Regions from separate parts of the Mus musculus genome. Here region 2 is linked to region 1. A link is a loop called in an ENCODE intact Hi-C map of the cell type or tissue named here. Cell type or tissue: left cerebral cortex. All regions are shown on one strand. Links, peaks and the distances in the headings refer to the core of each region. The heading gives the core; the rest is flanking DNA.

Region 1 (2,929 bases), core at 145-2,644:
CAGGTAACTGTGGGGCGGAGCTTAGACAAAATGCTAACACTTCTTATTGCTCTTTATCTCTGAAATTTAACTTTAATTCTCATCTGATCTCTTGTGTATTTATTTGTTTGTGTGTTTGTTTGTTTGTTTTTAAGATCCCTCTAGCTGGCCTATATTTTGTAACCCAGATATTTAGTTGAGCCTAGTTTTCAGTTTATAGTAATCCTTCTGCCTCAGTCTTGCATGTATAGGAATTACAGGCATGTGCCACCACATCTGTCTCCAATCAAACAAGTTTTTAATACCATGAATCTTGTAATATGTCTCAAGGACAGCAGATTTAGGAATACTGAGATATTTAAACACGTTTGTTAGTGTGATTTCTGGTTTCCCACTTAAGCTTTCTTCTAATAGAAGGCAACTCTGATACTAATTCACTTACTTGGTTGTTTAAAATGTGTACTAACCCGTATGAATTGTTGAAATTTTTTTTATTTTACTTTTACTTTATCATTTAAACAATATCCTCTAGCAAAATGAAGCCAGGGATGAGCTTGGGAGACCTTTATAGACATATTTTATCCTTGTTCCTCTCGGTAGCAAAGCAAAATGCAGAAGTAATGGAAATGAAGGGTAAGATTACATAAGGCACAGGGAAGCAATTTCAGTAGCAGAGTTCAGTTAAAATTGAAATTAATTTTTAAAGTTCTAGGCAAAAATAAATAAATAAATAAACTCAGCATAACAACTCAAAGTAGATAGGCTGAAATTACTGATTACTTTAAGAAGCAGGCATGGAGGATATTTTTTGGAGGAGGGGGGAATTCTTAGAGGGAGAAAACATGCTCACCCAGGTTCCCTGGAGGACACACTGGAAGCAGTGTCACCGAGGGGCTTATCTGGGGACCAAACAACAACAATGTCCGTAGTAAATCTCTGGCTTTATTTGGAACAGGTCAGAGACCCAGGGCTTGTAAGGAGTTGCAGTGAGTTTTCTGGTCGGAATTGAAGCCTCATATAAGGAATAGTCGCTGATGATGTCAAGAAAATAAAGAGCCAGTCAGTACCTTGCAGCTTTCTGCAGGAATAGAGTCATGTTGTCCTCCGTTCATCCTGGGGCTGTGGGTGGGATGCAGGATGGGGAGAAGGGGTGAGATGCAAGGTGGAGGCACAATTGAACAAAGCTGAATTTAGCTTGTATTTTAATTCATTTGTGTGGGTGCTCTTCTTCCAAGAAGACAGAATCCAAATGATCTTCTGGGGAAATTTTAACCATAACGAAAGCAAGGAAACTTCTAGAAATACCAGAAGAGCCAAGCACCTGGACTTTGGATTTTCAACGCAAGCAGCCTGTTTTCAAGTAAACAGTTAGGTCTAATGGTGCTCTTGGGCTGCCCTTTCCCCCTCCCCTGCAGGATCCCAAAGTTAGCAGCTCCTAATTAGAGCCTACTCCCTCTTGGGGTCTAATCTGAGACAGGTTTCTTTAGAGGGGAAAAAAAAAAAACACTTAAAGACTGACAAGCATTTGCTCTTACTTTTGTGCAAATAATAGAATGACACCTTGGGTTTTTTTTCCTAGGTATTTGTGACAGAAAAGCTCCCTCTGCAAATTCGAAATAGAGCAACAGAAGGCAAACAGCAAGTTTTAAAGGAAAGATCCTCACAGCTGAGGAGGCAGCTTAGTAGGCTAAGTGTGCTTCTTGCTGCATGTGCTTGAAGATCTGAGTCCTAATCCCCAGTACTCATGTAAATATTTGGTGTCCCTGTGGGACCTGCAATCCCAGTGCTGTGTGGGATGCAAAATAGGATTGCCAGTACAGCTATCTGGCTGCCCTCCTGCTTTCGGGCTCTGTGGGGGACCTGAAGGAACAAGATGAAGGCTGACCTAGAAGAATGCTAAAATCCTCCTCTGACCACCACACAGAAGGCCTGTGTGCATGCATCTGCATACACATGTGAACCATATCATGTGCCGAACTTGTGAAAAAAAAATTGGCATAGGACTGTGTCTTCTCCTGACTCAGCACTTCTGGAAGTCATAGATTCCAGGTGACAGAGTTGCAAGTTGGGGACAGCCAGTTCTGTGCTCCTGTTTGCAGAGAAAAGACCCAAGAGAGTCGTTGGACCCTGAGCAGCTTTACATAATTGGGAAATAAATGGTTGTGTGTCAAGCCACTGGTTTTTCTGTGGTTAGTCCATTATCACAGCATGACTAAATACTTCATGATTTATTCAGAGCATAACTGCCTAATTGTAAAAGTGTCTGACCCAAAAGTTCAACCTGTAAACAATTATGTGATAGTAGATATGAAAATTGAAGTACATTTTAATTTATCAGGAAACACCTTTTGGAACGACCATAATGTATGTATGCCTATATGTTTAGGTTTAGTAAAAGGATTCTTTCATGCCTTGCTGTTGAAACTTAGTGTAGGTAAACATTTTTGCATGTTTTTCCCTTCTATAGGGTTTAGTTCTACTTCAGTAAATCACAATATTAAACAAAAGGAACGAAGGAAATTTTATATAAGACAGATTTATTTAGAATAAATAATTGTTAGCACGAAAAGGTCTTAAGTATCAATTACAGAATATTTAAATAAACTAAAACAACTGTGTCCAGTGTTTTGTATTTATTATTAAAGTAGCATTTCCGAAAGCCGTGTATTATGTATTACATATATATTATTATTTGTCATTTCTAAGTAACGGTAACTGGATGGTTGTTTTCTGGGAATATGTTCATAACAAATCAAGTTAAAATGCCCTGAACAGGAAGGGAAAAAGAGATGGAGATATGGATAATTGCTAGAAAGAAGGGAACAGATAACCCAAGTACTGCCTGAGGGTCAGAGATAAGTCCTGGGCAGCAACATTATAGTAGAAAACTTGAAGCATTTGAAGAGGGAGCATTATTCAAGTCTCTGCTGTTAACCAAGCCACTTACTAA
Region 2 (2,929 bases), core at 168-2,667, 180 kb after region 1:
TAAAGATATGTGTGGCTTGGGGAACCCCACCATAGACTGGAAAAGAGACAAACACTTCAATACGTGCAAATAGATGTTCTGACAAAAAGCAAAAGCTGTTTGTCCCTGTCACATTCCACCTCCTTTTCTCCAACTTATCTCTATCAACAGAAAAGTATTTGCAGTGGGGATTGACCCTTTATTCTCAAATGCTGTAAATCTTGGCTGTAAAGAATCATGTCTAGCTCTGCTACTGCTAATGAAAATTCACCCAGAATAACCAGAACTTCCTGGATCCCAAGACTCCAGAAGGTCATGGCCAAACGACTCAGAACCACATCACCTTCAAAGCAGCAATATCCCCTTCCTTCCAAAGGATCTTGAAAGTCTGTTTTCACAGAATTTGGTTTCCTTCGGGTCTTTCTGAAGTTATGAAGCACACAATGTGTCCCCACCACCACCACCACCATCACCACTACAAAAAAATAATTTAGTGTTTTTACAACATCTCCTTAAGACAGTGTCCAAAAATAGGAAGCAGCTCTACTTCAGTAAAGGACAAGGAGAAATATATATCTTTTCATGAGTTTGGCTTTCTTAAAGTGCAACTAAATGAAAGAATGTGGGGGAGGATTCCAGTATAAAGCAACGGTGGATAAAAAAGAACCACCTACGAAAGTGTTCCTTTAAAAAGCAACATGTTTCACTAGGAGGTTCACATAAACGTTACTACCTACCCCAGATGGCCTTCTCATCGTCTCATCTTCTTCATGGGAGATCCTTTAGACCCTAGCTTTTCTTGTTTGTTTCTTTTGGTTATTTTTAAATGCAAGTTACATGACTCTTAAACATCTTGTGCCATGCTAAATTCTTAATAGGGGTTGGATGGTGGGGGTGTATAACACGATTTGTCTATTTGCATGTATCGTATTTGGAACAAGGCAAGGTTCATCTCTAAGGAAGTCAACCACTAGGAAATGCATCAATCTTCCTGGGTGCTTATGCTAATATTATCAATAACATTAGAAGTGTTTATGCTACCGATATAGAAAGCATTTTATGTGCATGTGTGTATTAAATTCACGCAGTTTATAGATAAATATGCATGCAAATCTGTGAGCATATAGCAGTTGCTTTAAAATGCATGCATATGCAAATTGGCTGTAATATGTTTCTATTGGCAAGCTCCTTAGCATCCTTGGTTCCTTGGCATTGAGTATTAGAGTTACTCTCTCATCATGGCAGTACTCAAAGCTGCAAAGACATATCCCCAAAGCTTGATAAGTACTAGTCCTCTCTCATACAATGTGGTTAGAATTACATGCTGATGGGCTGATAAGCAAAATGCAGAGTCTCTTTTGCAGCCCTGTAGCCTGGATTGGTGGATGCTACAGTCTCTCTGCCCTTCTTTTCACCTTTGTGAACGTGCTCTCTAAGAATCCATTCCCCAAGTTTCCTAACTTAGATGGTTTGCTTTAGCCACGGCTTGAAATAGACCAGGATTCCGATGTCTTCACCCTTAACAACTGAATAGAAAACACACATGGGCAGTGAAAAAGAAAATAAAGACTTTCAGCTTTTGATTTTGATGTAACAACAAGTAAAAAGCAAAATAAAATAAAAATTACCCAAATATATACTATACCTTCAAATTATAAGTTAAAGATGGCCTTTACTTATACGATTCTGAGGATGAGGCTGATGATGCTGATGAAGACAATGATGATGGTGATGGTTATGATGATAATGATTGAGACACAGAGTTATATAAACCAGGCCAGCTTCAAGCTTACTGTCTATCTGAGAGTGACTTTCAAATTCTAACCCTCCTGCCTCCACCTCCTGATGACTGGGATTATAGCAATATGCCATTAGGCCAATTTATTTTTGGTTTGTGCATTCATTTAATTTTAATTTTATGCATGTGAATGTTTTACTCGTGTGTGTGTGTGTGTGTGTGTGTGTGTGTGTGTGTGTGTGAACGCCACATGTGTACAGTTCCCAGGAAGATTATTGGATTCCCTTTGAACTGGAGTTATTTAACTGTGAGCCTCCATGTGATACTGGGAACTGAACCTGAATCTTCTATAAAAGCAATAATAAATGTTCCTGACTACTGAGCTATCTCCAGCTCTTAGTCCAAGTTTTATACAGTCTTCTGTGTGACAAATCAGCATTCTATCAACTGAGTTTTATCCACAGGTTTTATTAAAGTTATTGTTTAACTTTTATTTTGGAGATTATATTTTATTATATATGCTATAAATGACACCACAATATAATTACATCACATTTGCTTTTACTTTTCCCCCTTGGAGCCCTCCCTATATCCCTTCTTGCTATCTTTCTAATTTTTTCATTGATTGTTGTTACGGACACATATGTGTATTTATACCCATATATATTCCTAAATACAACCTGATTCTTTTGTATAATATTACTTGTATGTACACTTTCAGGGCTGATCATTTGGTACTGGGACATGGATCTCTGTGCTTTTCCCTGGACAAGACTTTTTTTCCCCCATTCTCAGCATTGCATAGTTGCCTATGGTTCTTTGTAGAGGGTTGAGGTCCTGTCATCTTTCCCTATGAGCATATCTATTTTTGTTGTACTTATTCATTGCATGTTTGGGCAGCTATAAAGGCATACTTTCTTTGTCTGATGACAACAAGTTAACATTATTTAATCCTGCTCTTTTAAACATGATTTTTAAAAAGTGATTCTAAAATATTTTAGATAGACACAACGTAAATGTTAACTAACTAGGGTTTATTTAAAATGGGTTAGAGCTCTACAGTGCATCAGAAATTGTTTTAAAGCTTTATATACATTTTTCTCTATGTAATTTTTATATCAAGTCTACATAACTAATACTATCATCAACATTTTATATAAGAAAGTTGAATTACAAAAAGTAGAAAACTTTTTAACATATATTTAACATGTA

What was found. A loop is a pair of places that touch in the nucleus more often than their neighbours do. Peaks named below come from ENCODE experiments on the same cell type or tissue, not always from the same donor. Only the 100,000 strongest peaks of a DNase experiment are listed, where the experiment ranks them.
Region 2: it touches region 1 in a loop (3-fold over the local background); 2 of 42 quality-filtered maps call a loop at or near these places.

What each region holds. Positions count from the first base shown.
Region 1 is chr11:111,280,157-111,283,085 of GRCm38, reverse strand. No RefSeq gene overlaps it. Among named protein-coding and RNA genes, the nearest start is that of Kcnj2, 220 kb to the right of the region's middle. In left cerebral cortex, for the core only: no CTCF peak of the experiment used is centred there; DNase peaks (open chromatin) are centred at 1,148 and 1,600; H3K27ac peaks cover 1,205 bases.
Region 2 is chr11:111,098,573-111,101,501 of GRCm38, reverse strand. No RefSeq gene overlaps it. Among named protein-coding and RNA genes, the nearest start is that of Kcnj2, 34 kb to the right of the region's middle. In left cerebral cortex, for the core only: no CTCF peak of the experiment used is centred there; DNase peaks (open chromatin) are centred at 669 and 1,158; H3K27ac peaks cover 236 bases.